2 separate regions of the Homo sapiens genome follow, and region 1 is linked to region 2. Evidence: chromatin loops called from intact Hi-C (ENCODE). Cell type or tissue: transverse colon. All regions are shown on one strand. Each heading gives the region's core, and the rest is flanking DNA. Links, peaks and the distances in the headings are about the cores only.

Region 1 (9,149 bases), core at 636-8,635, 130 kb before region 2:
GATTTGTTCATGAGCGTGCAGTCACTCAATGGGGATTCTTACCAAGGGGCCCAGGTTGGAGCCAACGTGCAATCACAGGTAGGGACCCAGCCAATATGTCACCAGGTGAATGCCTTAGAGTCCAAGAGCCCTCAGTTGTATTGGACTTCCTGCTTCTGTCCAGAGAGAGAGAGAAAAACAGATCAGAACCAAAACCTTACCAACGACCGAACCAAAATCAAGACAACCATTGTCATGGGGAATCTCGTCCACACTTTGTGAATGCATTTGGCTCTGGCTTTTCAGTTGTACTTGGAAGGCAGGAGAAGAACAGTAAGCACAGGGCAAGGTGACCGAGACACATCAGGCAGGTGGAACCAGCATATTCTTTATTCACCAAAGGGAAAAGGAGGAGGTGTTCAGGATGTTACCTCAATTTCCAGGTCTCCCTCTCATGTGTTGGTTTCTCCTGCTCAATATTTACCATATAAAGAGGCAATTAACAAGCAAGCAAATATATTACTATCGGACGTTTTCATTTTAAGCTTTAAAAACACCCAGCCAGGTTGACTAAATACATTTCTTAGTCATCCTTGAGGTCAAGGGACTTGAGTTTCTGGTGATGAGTAGAAGTCCACATTGGGAAGCAAAATCAAGCCATGTGATATCAAATTTTAGTGTTCCATAGTAAGCAGATTTCCTTCATGATACTTGAAGAAGCCATCCTACTACCTCAGCATGAAACATGTTGTGAGAGGGTAAAGTAGTATGCTGTGGGTCAGAATTACTAGGGAAGTTCTGAGCCATGTCAGCCTAGTTTCCCACCCTCCATGTGGAACAAGAAGCATTACAAGCCCGGAACAGACCAACTGGTCAGCGATTCACCCCTTTCTTGAGAAACATTGCCTGGAAACCAGTTTGAAGTGATATGGTCAGGCTTTGGTCAAGTGACTAAACAACTGGCCATCACTTAAGTCCTCAAAAAATACAAGGTCTCAATCAAGTACTGCTCTCTCTGTGAGATGGCTGCCCAAACCTCCTCTAAACAGAACCTTTGTTTTTATAGGATACCCAGCAAAGGAACAGCTGTATAGGATGACCTGTAGGGAAGAAAAATGGGGAGAAAAGAAAATTCCTTCATGCTTTCCCCTCCAGCTCCCTCTATCATCCTAATCCTTACCATCTCATGCAGACTTGTTGAACTAGTTTCAATGTGGAGATCCCAGTTTTCTTTTACCATTTTACGTCTTGCTTACTGAACTCAGAATTCTTTATGGATTGGCATACGGAGGAAGCTAGCCTCCTCCTAATGGACTCTCCCAGGACAACTGTCTCCAAAATGATTGCATTAATATGGCATGCCCAAATGGTGGCCTGCCTGATGATGATCTGCCTCCCTTTTCCTACACCTCTCTGACTAATTTTCTCTCTGTTATTGTTCATCTGTTTAGGTGGATACCCTTCGCCATGTTATCAGCCAGACAGGAGGATACAGTGATGGACTCGCAGCCAGTCAGATGTACAGTCCGCAGGGCATCAGTGTAAGAAAACAAGCCCCCCCACCCCCTGCTTTGTTTTTATTCTTTCACTACCAATTATTTCAAAGCCATAGGGCCCAGAATGCCACTTAGTAGGGCTTATCTTAGCTTTACGGTCACCTAGTTTCTTGTTTCTGTATCGGTCATGCCATCGGCAGCATTCTACCCACAAAAAAAGTGGCGATTGGGCAGGCTTCATGCAGGCAGCTGGCGTCTAGGGCTGTCAGACGCAATCAGTGTTTGCATGGCACCTGCGGCCACATGCGTTCAGCTAGAGGAGCTGCTAAACAGGTGACACCTAGTACAACAGTGGTAGGAAATGTGACCACAAGCTGGGGCCTGGGAACCTGGGAGGTGAAACCAGTAGCCAAAATCCATTGCATCCACGTCTGTGGTCTGAAAAAAAAAATACTTTTTTTCAATCTGTCTATGGACGATTAAAAAGAAAATTAACACAGAAGCTGGGTATGTAGAAGGGATGGGGAGGGATGCAGACCATCTTCTACTTGTTCTTGGGTACGCTGGCGGCTCCTGACTAGCATGAAAATTCATAGCGACAAGCTATGTCGCACAGAGTGAAATCGATCAGACAGACACAAGGAGAACCGAGTGTAGATTTGGGACAGCAATCCAACTTGATTTCTCAGATCAATCGTCTGCTTTCTCAGCAGCGGTGACAGCAAGCTGGGACAAGAGGGCAGCCTGGAAAAGGAGGCTGTTTTTTAGATCAGGGATGATTCCTGGGCTTTTAGAGGTCACAGGAGGCTTGAGTAGAACTATTGGCTCTTAACTATTGAAGAAAGGTTTGGGTGGTGGGTAGTGATCATTTTTTATTGTTTGTTTCTGTTGCTATGATTAAAGTGAATGAGGGATCGAAGGAAGAAGAGTTAGGCATGATTTATTAATGTAATCTATACTAATGGAGATATAATGTCTGCAGTGAAGGAGGTGATGACCTCTTCAACTGCGTTGGTCAAGTCATACATGATTCTGTCTGGTTTGGGAGGATTAAGAGAATATCAGTTATTTCTCAGATCAGATGAGGAATGATTGAACACATTAGGAATTCTTACCTCATAAAAGAGAAAATTTGGGGGTTACATAGTAGTGTAAGGCATGCTAACACTATTAGATTCATCATGAATGATCTAAAGGGGTTAGGATAGGATAGGACTACTAAGTAGTGGATTCAGAGAAACAGGTTTCACTTCAACATCTGATGGACCTTTCTCACAGTAAGAGTCCTCCAAAGAAGGGGTTGGCTGCCCTTAAGTGTTCCCCATCATTGGAAAATTCAAACATGGCTTGGCTAGCTGCTTGGTAAGGATGTTGCAGAAGGAAGTCAGGCAGCAGATTTTGATTGTCTTGATGACTTTTAAGGCCACTTACATTAGGGAGTCTTTATTTTCTACCTTTTTCAGGCAGAATCTCCTCTTGAGTTTACACAATATTTATCAAGTCTTCTCTGGAATGGAAGGAGAGAAGTCAAAGTTAACCCTGTTAAACATATTCTAGACAATCATTTTACTTTCTTGGAAGGATTTTTAGGACAGAGAGATTCTTCCCATCTTGTGCTTGTTCTAACTACATTAACTATTAGTACTGCATTGATGGCTGACTTACTGGGAAGACTGCTTGGAAAAATACAAGAAGCCATTGTGGGAAAGTGTATTCTCCAAAAGAATTCCAAATGAATGAAGTTGTTTGGATTTTGTCTGAGTGCAGGTTTATACACACATGCATTTATGTATTTCCTGAATCTTTTTGGGATATAAGTTTTTCCAGAGAAAGCTTTGCTCTGTGCATAAGCAGAAGAGAAGAACATGAGGAAAGCACAAGAGTGTAGGGACAAGAACCTGGCCATACTCAAAAGGAACTGAAGGAAGTCCACATGACTGGGCAGGAAATGGGGCTGACACTGCTGTTATTTGGCGTCTTTCTTTCCTAATTGGGCAGCATAGAAGAGAGAGAGCAGCAGTCAGACTCTGGGGGGTGGGGGGGGGGGTCAACACTGACCCCTCTGACATCATCTGGTGGGCTGGGAATAATTTCTGAAATAGTGTAACCAAACATGTGCAGACAATTATGTCTGATGACATAAGCCCACCACAAAAACTGGGCCTGAAAATGCCACTTGAAAGAGTCTCTCACTTTGCATTAATTTTTTTTTCCATGAACTGTGGTTATTTTATTTCTGGGTCTTTAATATGCAGGGTAAATGAATCAAAGGCTGATCGTGATATGTTCTTTTGATATCAGTTTTAAATTGTGCCACCTGCAGGAGGCTAAGCTTGTTATAGTGAGATGTATTTTTAGATGGTGGTATTCGATGCTAAGACATGTGTGTATAGAGCAGGACAATGACTGCCAGCAGGAGAGAGAGAGGAGGGGAGACAAGAAGAGACAAGGACAGGAATGAAAGCTTTGAGCCAAGAAATGAAAATAAACAGTTCCTAACCCCAAAGCTGCAGTGGAATTCCCAGCTGGGCTCTGGATTGTGTTTGATTCGGTGGAGGACATTTTCTGGGCAGCGTTTATCTGCTCCCCTGGCTGGGCTTTCACAGCACCCATATCTTATCCAAGCAGCATCTATTTTAAGCCCTGTAAAGTTCAGACCATTTGCCTTTAACTGACCACACAGCAGTAGAATTGCAAGGTGCGGTGGTAGGAGTATTATAAAGGGAGTTGGGAGCTGCTAGTCCTAGTAACTCATGTGCCCGTGGGCAAATATTGAATCTCTCTTCTAGAAAATGGGGACAGTAATTCCCACCCTTTATACTTACTTCAAGGACTGGCTTAGGGCAAATGAGAAAATAAGTCGGAAAGGGATTGGCAAAGCATAAATTATTCCACATGAATGCAGTATGAAATTTTGTAAGTGATAACTTTCTGATTTGACCTTTTTTCTCCTCTGATGTGAGCAGTTTTCTCAGTAGGTAGTTCCTAGTGAGGATAGGTTAGGACACATTTGTCACTTTTTTTTCTCTTCTGATGGAAAGGTGTGCTTTTGAGATGGATATAGTGTTATGCAAGGCCTAAAGACCCCCTTCCTTAGCCATGGTGAGAGTTAAATTATACCTCCTTAAGTACTTTGTGTTCTCATGTGACAATGGGCAATACTTACTAAGCTTAGAGTGGCTCTAAGTAATGGAGGGAGATTACTCCACTTCTCTGTCAATCAGACATACTTAAAGATCACTTAGCTATCACATTCTTTCCTATCCATTCTCACTGCCACCATCCTAGTTCTAGAAATAGTTCATTAACTAGACTATTGCCATAACTTCCTAATCACTGTTGCTGTCTTTAATTCCTCCTCTCTCCCACACACCCTCTGAATTTTGTCATTCGTTGCTCAGAAATCTATTGCCTACCCAAGCAAGCTCAAACCCTGAGTACGACATTCAGGGTCTCTTACATCTGGGCCCAGCCTTCCTGTCCTTCTACCTCATCCTCCTGTCATCAAAATAAACTCTGGATGCCATTCAGTATGGCCAGCTCATCTTTACCTCATTACCCATTTTTCCCCTTACATTTACTCATGTATGCCATCTACACAAATGTCCTTTCATTCCCACATCACCTCTCCATCCCACCCCACTATCCAAATCACACTGAGTCTCAAGCCCAGCTCCTCCTTCGTGTCTTTCTTCTTCTTAGTCCTTCTCCCCCTCTTCTCTCTACTTTATCACAGACACACATTTTCTTTGCACTGTACATACATGCGCAGAAATTACCTCTGTGTCTTTCACTTCTGCCCATGTGTATGGTCCTAAAAATGCATGTTCTAGTTGCTCAAAACATGTTCGTTGAATGAATAAATCAGGGAGGGGAAGAAAAGATGCTACTAAATTAAAAATTCATTTTAATGACCAATAGCCACATCTAGTGTACCAGCTATAAAGTATCTGATGAGAATTACTACTTTAAATGCTTATCCACAATTATACTGTCTTTAAGATCCAAAAATATCCTTAAGTCTTTCTTTTTGGAAAAAGTTTTTCAAACTTTCCGGCTGATGTATATTCTCTGAGAATAAGATTCAAATCAGCAGTAAGTGTGTGAATTTATATGGTGATGATATTGCAGACATAATTATCCTCAGCAGTAGGATCATTCTTATTATGAATTTTGTAAAATTTCTTTCACTCCTCCTATCCTTAAAGAGTCCCTGTGTTTCTATACTAAAAGAATCCCTGTTTAAAAAAAGTATATATACCTGTTTGTAGGATAGCCATGCATGTAGCAACATAGTATTGTTTGTGGGATAGCTGTGCATGTAGCAACATAACATTGTTGTAACTGGATTCTCATTGTTGTAATTGCCCTCCCTACTAGATGTGGTATTGGAACCTCCAAGGACAACCTGGAGGAAGGTGGAAGCAACTTGAAATTGGGAAACTTAGGTCCTTCTTGTGACTTTTCTTTTAAGGAGTCACTTCACCTCTGTGTTGTTGCTTCATCTGTAAAGTTTATTAGATAAGCAAACTGAAAGCTCTCTTTCAGCTCAACAGCTCTAGAATTCTACATTTATGATCTTTGATTCATTGTTAGCTCAAGGGACACCAGACTAAATTGTAGATCATCCCTCCAGAAAACTCTTTCATTAGAGTTAGTAACTTCTATTCTTTCTAGCCAACCCCAGTGTTCAAATTATATCTTGAAACCCAAATGGGAAGGAAGAAGTGCTCTCGTTACACAAACTTTTCCCTTTGAATTCCTTGGATATTTGTGATAGCAGAAAGCATTATTCTTTAGGGTAAACCTTTTTTGTTTGTTTGTTTGTTTTCTTTTTTTTTGAGGCAGAGTCTCGCTCTGTCACCCAGGCTGGAGTGCAGTGGTGTGATCTCAGCTCACTGCAACCTCTGCCTCCTGGGTTCAAGCGATTCTTGTGCCTCAGCCTCCTAAGTAGCCGGGATTACAGGTTTGCACCACCATGCCCAGCTAATTTTTGTGTTTTCAGTAGAGATGGGGTTTCACCATGTTGGCCAGGCTGGTCTCAAACTCCTGACCTCAAGTGATCCTCCTGCCTCAGCCTCACAAAGTACTGGGATTATAGGTGTGAGCCACTGCACCTGGCCACTATATTTAATTGTTTTAAAATGTGGGTTATGGGAATGAATTTACTCCAGCCAGTCTTTGATGTAAATAGATACCCCTGTGGATTTTTCTTATTCAAAAGGTTTGGTGAAAATGGAAATAAGTGTCAGCATTATCTCTACAAAGGTAACATGCCGTTAACATCAATTTATGACACAAAAAAAACTCATTAATCTTGCTTTGTAATCATTATAGTAATAGAAAAATAGAGATGAAGCTTTTATCATTGTAAAACTGTAACATAGGTGTTTTTGTTTTTTCTTTTCTCCCATGTTAGGTAAGGGGGAAAAAGGAACATTTACCAAGTAAATAAATAGTATATAAATCATTAGGACAAAAATAGCCTCCTATTTAAATGAACATATTTCAGACATTTGGATACCACGGGGATACTTAGTAATACTTGGCCACATGCCATAATTTTAATTTTTTCTTAACTATTTCTGAGAGACCTCCTTCCACTTAAAGTATATATTAGTAAGATGTTGCCACATGTGGAATTGTAAGGCTGGGAACTGAGGGTAATAATTAAAATTCATATGCATATCTTTGAAAACTCATGTTAATTATACACAGTTTTAATTCTTCTATTTTACCAGCTGAATTTGAATTTCAAAGGGATGAAAACATACCCAGATGTGCCCCCCAGTTGGTTGTCTTTGGGTACCTTCTGGTGCTATGACCAGGAACTAGTGAACAGCCCCAAAACTGAGGGGTAAAGGTACCAAGGAAAATCGAGGGGTCTGAATGTGGCAGACCAGACTGTATAGTGTTTGAAGGCAGCAGAGATAGAGTAGATAGATGGAAGCTAACAGCCTCACTTTCCTTCATGACAAAACTATTGGGAAACAGAGTAAGTAAGTGCCTTTCCTTCTTATAGGGCCTTTAAACCTAGCACCATAACAAACCTGAGACCAGAAAAGCATTTTATTTCAGCCCACGATGATTGAAGAAGCAAAAAATATCCCAGTAATGTGATTTCATATGCAATCCAATGTTTTTCCCCAGCTCCCAAGTGAAAGCCCTTAAAAGTACAAATGAGGTCAGATCATTCAATGGCTTATTCATGCATTCATTTATTCATTTGCTTATTCATTCATTCACTCATTCATTCAATAAACATAAGCATTTTTTACCTTGAGGAATGAAGCTACATCATGGTACATCCAGGTCAAATTGGAGAAACTCTGATGTCAGTCAGGGTACATTTTCCCTTTTAGTCTCATTCAGCACTTTGTCTGGGATTGAATTTCCTGTTCCTAGAAGACTAGACCAAGGGAACTGACCAACTCTATAGCCTAGGAGGGAATTTGAAATTAAATTATATGACAGAAGGGGGGAATTTAGGACCAACCAGCAACAGTTTGAGAAAAGTACCAACCCCAACCAAATAGATATACCATGGACTTAATAATATAATAAAAAGCATTATTTTGTAGAAACTGCTTCTCTCTTTGTAGAACTAGTTGCAATGAGTTATGATCTTAAACCTAGTGATATGATCACACTAAACAGTATCACATTTAGGCTGTGTGTGTTTGTGTATGCGTGTGTGTGTGTGTGTGTACATGTACATTCCACTTTTGCCTGTGTGACTATGAACAAGTCAGTTTCTCATGATAGGACTCAGTTTTCTGAATTCCAAAGAGGACAGTTGAGCTGGATTTTGTTTAGGGCATCTTCCAATGCCAGTTCCATTTATAAACAATTATTGTTTTTCCATTCCCAAGAAAATGCAAGATTGTGTTTTGGGGAAGATTCTCAACTGTGAGATGACAGCGTATGCTATGTTCCTTTCATTGCAATTGGTGTTTTATAGCATCCTGCCCAGCCTGGCCCGCATTTGGCCCCGTAGCCATGCTGTCCTCAGGCTAGGATCTGGTTAGTTGTTCCAGACTCAAGTTGGTCCCTCCTTCTGCTCTGTGGAGAAAAATCACAACCTCAAAGGGATAGGTTTTTTTTTTTATGGTTGCTCCTGAAAGTGGCATGGTCCCTCTAGATGTCAGCAAATATTAAGGCAATTAAATAAGGCAAATTAATTATGGGAAACATTAGCATTGATTTCTGAAGACAGTCTTCTTCTTGCTGAGTCTAGCCTCACCCCTTCTTGCCTTTTAGGAAGAGTTCCATGTTCTTAGACAAGCTTGTTTTCGGATAAAATATTAGACTTTTTTCTTAGAAAATCCCTTTGTTTTAAAATTGGTAATTTTTAAAAATCCCAATCTCTGGCTACATTTGAGTTTGAGGAAATTCTTTTTCACATCTCTAAATATGTTTCAATTTGATAGTATTAGTAAATAAGTAAATAAAAATGCCTTATTCCACAAATGTTTATTGAGATCCTTCTAATTTCCAGTACCAGGAATACACACATCAATAGGACATGGTTCTTATACTTCATAAAGTCATAGAAAGCAAAAAGAACTGGCAGTTATCTGGTTCAGTTATCTGATTCTCTGAAAGAGAAGAAATATACCAGCCAGTATAGTCAATATTATTTTCAAAAATTTGGTGAATGGCCATTGTAAGGTG
Region 2 (9,149 bases), core at 429-8,428:
CTGAGAGAAGAACTGGTTTTCATCAAGTTCTCCACCCTAGTCCAAATGGCAGAGGGACATGTTTTGACCAGTTCCCATTTGACGTTTCTGAGTAATCAACAAATCAGACAAACCAGAAGGGTTTATTAGCACTTTGTTCTTTGAGGCAGAGTGGTGAATAAATGCCTTTTTCTCTTTGGAAAGAAATCTTACTAGTAACCATAGCAATAATAATTCCATCTCCAAGTGAAAATTATTATTGTTATCTTCGTTGGCAGCCCCAGTTTCTTTCCTGTCAGAAGTAGACAGAAGGCAGACACTGTCTTGAAGTCTATAAAAGGCTCACCTAAGCAGGATGGGGAGCAGCTGTTTTCTCTCTCAGCTGAGAACAGAACAAGAGAATAATGGCTTAACCGTAGAATGAGGGGCTTAAGCTAGATATGAGGAAGTGGTTCCTGGCGGCGTGCTGGATAGGTTGTCATGGGAGTTTACAGAATCCTTTTCTTTAGAAGCCTTTAAAAATAGCTTAGATAATCTGTTCATGGAATGGCAGATGTATATTCTGCTTTGCCTGTGTCCACTGCACATTTAATACACTCTTGTATGTACAGCCATGTCTTTACTAGACTCTGAAAGCAAAGGCTACTGAGCAGGGCTCTTGTCCACCAGTACCAGACATATATCATGGGCTCTGGAAATGTGAAGGAATGAGTAAAGCTGAGAGTTTGGATACAATGATTTAGCAATGATCAATTATAGCCTACTAGTTTGTGGCTAGTTAAATATTGGCCCTATGGTTATTGTCCTACAATCATTTAATAAAACAAAATTTAACCAGATGACACTATTTGGCTGAAACTCTCTTTGAAGAGTTCATTGAATCCAACTCCCTTCTTCTAGGTTGTTGACTTTGTCCGTTTGATGATTCTACACTAGCTCTTGAGTAAAAATTAAATGTTCTCTGAAGTGGTGGTTGTATCCTTCAAAAATTTATTCAAATACATGGGGAAAATACATTTACAGGAAGAACTTTAACCAGAGTTAAATCTGAGCATTCCTTCTTCCAGTGCAACTAATTCTGCCTCATCAGAGGCATGTGCTAGAAAGAGCTTTCATTTAAAAAGTAATGGTCAGAATCCTGCTCAGTTCTTCAGCAGCCGTATTTTACCTCAGAGTTGACATTTATATGCCAGCAACTCATTTGTTACAAATTCTAATTGCAGAGCAACAACCCAAAAAAAGGCAGTGCAAAGGCAAAAAGAAAAAACTCTTAGAAACCCTTTGAGAGCCCATCTAATTAAAAATGCAAATTAAGAAAGAAACCTAAAGTCGTAGTCCTGTTCGGTCTTTTCAAAGGCACCAATTACCAGTGACTCATTGGGAAAGAGACTGACTTTAATTTTAAAACAAATTTCTCAACAATATCCCATTGGCAGAAAATTAAAATGACTACCAGCTTAGTAGAACAATTAGCACTACAACCTTTGTTACCCAAACTTTACTCATTCTTGTTTTTCTGTTTCTTTAGAAACCGCTAATGTAGACCATTTTCCACTGAATTTTTCTGAAGTCCTAAGAACATTTTGTTTCTCAGTGATAAGCAATCTCATCTTTAAACTAATCCACTCCTTCCCATGAAACCATATTGAGGTACATTCCAGAAAAGAACAAACTTCTTGAAAGAATCTAAAAGAATACTTTAGGAGGCAAGATAGGGGAGGATGTTACTGCAGAATGAAGGCCCTCAGACAGGAGATATGGACTACTGAAGGATTCTTGCTAGGCCTGGGTCTGGCCATCTGTTACTGTGAATACATATCATATGTCAGGGCCTTCATTGTTGTTTTGCCTTAGGTATTAATTTATAACTTATGCATTACACTTTTTATTATCATGAGAAGTAACATGAGTTGTGGAATCGAATTTTTTTTAAAGTCTTAGAACTAGAAGAGAAGTAATATATAACAGATTATCTAGGCCAATCTATTTAGTGTTGGGCCCGCTTAATATGAATTAGATGTATGTATCAGTCAGGGTCCAACCAGAAGATAGAAACCACACAATAAAGTGAACAAGGAAATGTAATATAAAGAATTAACTATAATAGTAGATTGAAGTAACAGGGGATTGGCGAGTAAGAGGTAAAGAGAGTCTAAAGAATATAGGGTAGCAGATAAAAGGAGCAGTCACTACCCCCAGAACTCATATAAAGTGTTCCAGAAAGACTCCCTTCTCTCTTCCTTCCAACCTGAGATCCAGATAGGGCATAGCTGTGGCTCACTAGATAATAAAGAATTAACTAAGGTGTCAAACAGGTGGACTTTGCTAGGAATTCATCCTGTGGAGTGCTAGGGGAAGCTGTCACTAGTCAGGCACTGCACCTGAGAACTTGCTGAACAATCCCATAAAGGATCAGCCAGGGAATGTTATGATGAGGAGGTTCCTTGCCAATGCACTCCATTGCAGACACCTAAGGGGGTGAAGCAGGGAAGCTGCTGGCCACTAGACCTGCTGCAGAAGCCAGGCATTGGGGAAACTGGCACTGCAGGAGCCAGGCGCTGGAGAAGCTGCCTGGGCTGCAGGCTCTGGGGACTAAGGAAGCTGTGCACCCTGTGGAAGATAGGTGCTGGGGAAGCTGTGCATGCAGCAGGAACTTTGCCCTGGGGAAGACACTTACACTGCAGGAGTAGAGCACTGTGGAAGTTGCAAATGTTGCAGGACATTGGCAAGAAAGCACAAAGGAACCAGGAAGGAAAACTCCATTGTCTATCAGTGTCCTTCTAGCATCCTCTACTGACAAAGTTTGACATTGTGCCTGCTGGCAAAAGAAATATTTAAAGGACCCATCTCCATTTTTTACAGAGCAGGCAATAAAATTTGGATTTAAAACCGAAAAGCAATACATTGATATTGGCACAGTGCCTATATTATATGGACACACATTTTGCATACATTACTAAATTTATTCCCTATAATATATCTAAAAAGTAAATATCATCATGTACAAGATAGAGAGGTTCCAGTGTTAAAAAAAAGAGTCACTGAGCTAGTAAGCAGCAGAATGAAGATTCAAATTCAGTTTTGGGCAACACCGAGCCTATCCATTGTCTTTCTGTACTACGTTTTCTCCAGTGATGCCTAGATGTCTTGGAAAAGTGGTGGCCTAGCGGGACAAACTTAGGGAGGGCCTGAGTATGAGGAGTATGAAATGGGGATGGGAGGGATTCTAAAAGGCTGGGCTGTGGTGGGAATGGGATTGTATTGCTGTGAGTTGTGGAGCCTGGGAAAATCTGAAAGGCAGAGTCTGGAGCAAAACTGAGATTAGAACTAAAACACAAGTCCACACGGGCTAGGCAAAAATACTGAGATTAGGTTTAAGGCAGTAGGATGAAACTGGGGTCAGGGACACACCAAAGCAAAGAAAGTAAGTCCCAAGCACAGGCCACCAATTCCTTGAGATGAATTGCCCCTGCTGGCTATGGAGGGGACTGTGGCCGTGCTTACATGGCCACAGAGGGTGGCTAGGGGTGTGGTTTTGGTTCATCAGGCTAACAAGTCAATGGTTAAACTAGGACTATAGCCTGTCTCCCTTGACTCCCATTTCCGTGCTCTAGTCACACTTGTTTTCACCACCTATTAACTCTAGAGTTAGATAGCAACAGACAAAAGTGAGTGAACCAGCTGGACTCCACAGCACTTAGCTTGTTGAAGTTATCAGAGGGCACAAAAGTGGAAGATATTGATCATGCTTACTTCAGCTTAAACATTTGATGTTTTCATAGCACTGTGCATTCTCTCCCTTTGTATCCTATGAGCCTTCATGAGTGGGTGTTTGGCAAGTATTCAGGAACCACGTTCACAGACGGAGCTTCACATCGTCATTGATGTTTGTCAGGCCTTCCAATCAGGGCTACTTGGCCTTGACTGAACACTGGAATCACCTGGAAAAAAGAAAATACTAATGCCTGGGGCTATTTTATACCAATAACCAGAGTATATTTCCAAGTTCCTCAGATGATTCTAGTGTAAATCCAAGGTTGAGTATCACTGTCTTTTCTTGACTGTAGCAGGGTGACATTGAGAGAGACAAAAAAAAAAAAAAAAAAAAAGAAAAGAAAAGAAAAGAAAGAAAAAAAAATAGCCCTCTCTTCTCTCTTCTCCTTTACTCTCCGGTGGGATTCTGAGATCAACTCCTTTTACAGAGCAGTCGCCCACTCGGCTGTGTTGCACATTGACATCCCAGGAAAGACTCTGAACTCAGTGCTAGTTAAGAAAACAGGCTAGCGACTCTGCAGAAAGAAGTTATTAATATAAAGATGTACTGGTTTCTAAAGCCGAGGACCAACACTACATGGAAGACTGGCATTTTCTTTGTTGGAAGGGAAACTTGTTACAGATCTGAGGCTGATCCACTTGTCTGCCTTAAGTAAATGAGGTGTGCTCCCAACAACTACCTAAAGGTAAGATTTTAACCAGGAAATCCTGATCTCCAGTGACATATGCGATGGGGAAAAGCAACGAGACATTGTTTTGCTTGGTGATGGGTGAAGCCCTAAAGACTCAATCTGGTCTTGATGAACATCCAAGAATCTGGATGTGAGCATCCCGCTGAGGTAGGAGCTTCTGCCAATGATGAGGGTAAGGAAGTCTGTGGTTTCTTGCAGTGTCAGATTTGTTCGGTTTCAGTTTAAACAAATACCATAATTTCTGTCCTAGGGTATAAACAAGCAGGTTTTAGTCTTGTTTCCAGATGCCATTTCTACCCATGGAACTAGTTGCATATCTAATAAAAAACAAAATGTTATTTAACCTTCAATTTGTTCTATGTCATTCCACATTATTTAAGGTAGTTCCCCTTAGCTTTGTGAAACAGAATAAAATTCAGATTTCAAGCAAGGTAAAATTATTTAAAAACTTATTATGGAAAATTTCAATTCTGTGCACCGAATAGTAGAATAAACTGTATTGTGTGTATTATCCAGCTTTAACAATTATCAACTCCTGGCAAATCTTGTTTCACCAATATACTTGCCTACTATCCTCCACGATATTCTTTGGAAGCAAATTTCAGACATCATATTATTTCATCCACAAATATTTAGATATATAACTCTTAAGATACATGAACTTTTAAAGATAATGTAATAAAATATTAATGATAATTACTCAATACTATCTAATACCCAGTGTCTCATCTACCAGTTTTTATCAATTTTATATCAATTAAATTAACTTTTTACATTTTGTTTACATTAAGATCCAAATAAGCTGCATACATTGTAATTAGTTGAAATTCCCAAATTTCTTTTAATTTATAAATTCCCTTTAATTTTTTTCCTCTCTTGTAATGATCTACTGAAGAGTCTGGGTAGTGTGACCTGTAGGGCTTCCCACAGACTAGGTGTTGCCTATTGCACCTCCATGGTATCCTTTAACATGTCCTCCTGTTCTATATATTTCTCATGATTTAGTTGTTGGATATATACATTCAGGTTTTTGGGGCAAGACTACTTCAGAGGTGATATTGTGTTCTAACATCAGGCAACACACAAGGGCTGGTTCCCACTATTTTGTAATCTTAGCAGCCACTGATTATCAGTGCCTACATCCAGCAGCTCACACCTGTAATCCCAGTACTTTGGGAGGCCAAGGAAGGCAGATCATTTGAGGTCAGAAGGTTGAGACCAGCCTGGCCAACATAGCAAAACCTTGTCTCTACTAAAAAATACAAAAATTAGCTGGCATGGTGGCATGCACCTGTAGCCCCAGCTGCTCAGGGAGTCTAAGACAGGTGAATCGCTTGAACCCGGGAGGCAGAGGTTGCAGTGAGCTAAGACTGCACCACTGCACTCCAGCCTGGGTGACAGAGTGACACTCTATCTCAAAAATAAATAAATATATAAATAATAAATAAAAATCAGTAGTCCCAGCTACTCAGGAGGCTGAGGCAGGAGAATTGCTTGAACCCAGGAGGTGAAGGTTGCAGTGAGCCAAGATCGTGCCACTGCACTCCAGCCTGGGCGACAGAGCAAGACTCTCTCAAAAAAATAATAAAATGAAAGAAAAAGAAAATGATAAATTCACATTCTATCATTCCTCTATTATTAAAAAAATGGAATGTGTGTATAAGATAAATTTTTCTTCATCTTTTTTTTGGATCCTCAATAGAACAGCTCACATAGGAAAGGAAGGACAAAGTATCGATTTTGTTTCCCTTTATTTCTCTTCATTTATTAATTTTAAAAATAGTTGTTTATAAGATTTCTCCAGTGGTGGCCAAGTAATTTCTTAAAATAGCTTTGTGTTATAATTGACACACAATAAATTAGACTATTTCAAAGATCTGGTATTCTAAGTTTTATAATTTATATACACCTGTGAAACCATCACTACCTACTGTCAGGATGATGAACATATCATCATCCCCAAAAGTTTCCCCATTCCCCTGAATAATCCCTTGCTCCCATCCTCTACACTCACCCTAGATTCCCCAGGCAACTACCACTCTGCTTTCTGTTATTTTAGATTAGGTTATAATTTTCTAGAATTTTGTATAACTGTAATCATACAGTATATTTTCTCTCTGTCTCTCTCTCTCTTTGTTTTTGATACAGGATGTCGCTCTGTCTCCCATGCTGCAGTGCAGTGGCACAATCATGGCTCACTGCAGCCTTGACCTACTGGGTTCAAGCAGTCCTCCCACCTCAGCGTGACACCACACCCAGCTACTTTTTCTATTATTATTATTATTATTATTATTTAAGTGGAAATAGTGTCTTACTATGTTGCCCAGGCTGGTCTTGAACTCCTGTGCTCAAGAAATCCTCCCACCTTGGCCTCCCAAAGTGTTGAGATTACAGACGTGAGCCACTGCACCAGGCTGTCTCTCTTTTCTTGATTGGGGGGGTGGTCTGGCTTCTTTCACTCAGCACGATTATGTTGAGATTCTTCTATAATGACTACATGGATCTATAGTTCATTACTTTTTATATCTGGAGTATTCCATTCTATAGATCTCCAGGTTCATGATTTTTAATCAAATTTAGAGAAATTCTAGCTATCGTTTCTTTCAATTTTTTTTTACTGTTCCCTGCTCTACTGTCTTTCAGACTCCAATTTCCTGTATATTAAGATGCTTGAAATTGTCCCACAGCTCTCTTCTTAGTCTTTGAAACAATTTTTTCTCTTTGTGTTTCATTTTAGATAGTTTTATCTGTATGTTTTCAAGTTTGTTATTCTTTTATTCTGCAATGTCTAATCTGCCATTAATCCCATCTAGTGTATTTTACATCTCAACCATGTTTTCTTGTCAATAAGTTTTATATATATATATATATAGTAGGTTGATTTTCCTCCTCATTGCAGATAGTATTTTTCTGCTTCTTTGCATGCCTGTCTTTTTTTGTTGGATGTCGGATGTGATTTTTACTTTGTTAGGAGCTGGATATTTTTTAATTTCTATAATTGTTCTTGAGCATTGTTTTGGGATGCTCTATGAGTTACTTGGAAAGAGTTTGTTTTTTTCAGGTTTTGCTTTTAAGCTGTTTCACTTCATCTATTATTTGGTTCCTCAGTACAAGAGCCTAGAATTTTTGTGTAACATTAACTTTCCCCAGTATAGAGACAAAGCCCTTTGAGTACTCTGCTCATTGCCCTGTGAGTTATGAGGTTTTACACTCTGTCCGGTGGGAACAGACACAACTTCCAGCCCCACGTGAGCACCAGGGATCACATCCCCTCATCCTTTTGGGGAATTCTTTCTCCAGCCTGAGGTGGCCCCCCACATGCAGATGCTGAATAGTGCACAGACATCCCCAGGGGAGTATTTACCAGAGTGTTCCAGTACTCAGCAGGCATGTGCATGTTGGGGGTAGAAGGCATACATCAAGAGTTCCATTTTGGTCATGTAATATTTAAAATGTGTAAGAGATCTTCAAGTAGGGATGTTGAATAGAGAGTTGGAAATGTGAGACTGAAGCTCAGAGATATCTGGGCTAAAGAGATACATTTGGAAACCATGTTCATAAAAAATGTTATTTCACTGATGGTAAAGCATGATCTTATGTAAGAAGTGTTTGGAATGGCCGGGCGCGGTGGCTCACGCTTGTAATCCCAGCACTTTGGGAGGCCGAGGCGGGCGGATCACGAGGTCAGGAGATCGAGACCATCCTGGCTAACACGGTGAAACCCCGTCTCTACTAAAAATACAAAAAAAATAGCCGGGCGTGATGGTGGGCGCCTGTAGTCCCAGCTACTCGGGAGGCTGAGGCAGGAGAATGGCGTGAACCCGGGAGGCGGAGCTTGCAGTGAGCCGAGATTGCGCCACTGCACTCCCGCCTGGGCCACAGAGCGAGACTCCGTCTCAAAAAAAAAAAAAAAAAAAAGAAGGGTTTGGAAAGAAGATAGCCCTGGATTTAGACCTATGGAATCCTAACATTTTCAGATTAAAGGGGGAGATCACAGAAAGGAGACTGAGAAATAACAACCAGTGAGGTAGGGGAAAATTTGAGAGAGAAAAATGTGTCATGGAAGTTACCAGGGAATATGTTTTTCAAGACAGAGGGTGTTTTTGACTGGGTCAAATGTCGCTAAGAGTTTAAGTAAGATGAGAACAGAGGAGATTTGGTAACAGGGATGATGTCACTAGTGATCTTCACAAGAATAGTTCGGGCAGAGCAGTGAAGGCAGAGGCCATGTCATGATGGTTTGAAGAATGGGGCGTTGAAGAAAGAAAACAGCACATGAATACAACTCTTCCAAGGAGTCTGGCTCCAAAAGGAAGAAGAAAAAACAAGAAAACCATGAAGAGGACTTCAGCACTCAAGTGAAGCCCCTGACTCAGAGAGATAAAGCATCTCCCTCTCTTTTCTCAGGGGCTGTCTTTTACATGAAGGGAAGTTCATGTAGGTATTTCTCCATCCAGCTCCTTTTACTTTTCGTCAATAAAGATTCCTCAAAAATCCTGTCATTGTGTGGTCCATCAGGCTTTGATTTTGGTGAGCTTGTAACTATTTTAGTGGAAAGTTGTCATCCAAAGGCATGGGGCTGCAAGCCAGATGCTATTTGCAAGCAGTTCTTCTGCAGAAACAGCTCAGCTGGTCTTCCCACCTCCAGTCTTGACTCATTAAATCCGTTCTTCCCATTGCAGTGGGACTACTCTCTTTAGAATC

Evidence for each region. Peaks named below come from ENCODE experiments on the same cell type or tissue, not always from the same donor. Only the 100,000 strongest peaks of a DNase experiment are listed, where the experiment ranks them.
Region 1: it touches region 2 in a loop (2.7-fold over the local background); 2 of 110 quality-filtered maps call a loop at or near these places.

Annotation. Positions count from the first base shown.
Region 1 is chr1:164,820,107-164,829,255 of GRCh38, forward strand. It overlaps PBX1 (PBX homeobox 1), which reads left to right. Exons shown (of 9, transcript NM_002585.4): 7 at 1-78; 8 at 1,431-1,520. Among named protein-coding and RNA genes, the nearest start is that of PBX1-AS1, 50 kb to the left of the region's middle. In transverse colon, for the core only: no CTCF peak of the experiment used is centred there; a DNase peak (open chromatin) is centred at 3,975; H3K27ac peaks cover 2,408 bases.
Region 2 is chr1:164,950,538-164,959,686 of GRCh38, forward strand. No RefSeq gene overlaps it. Among named protein-coding and RNA genes, the nearest start is that of PBX1-AS1, 180 kb to the left of the region's middle. In transverse colon, for the core only: no CTCF peak of the experiment used is centred there; no DNase peak of the experiment used is centred there; H3K27ac peaks cover 1,462 bases.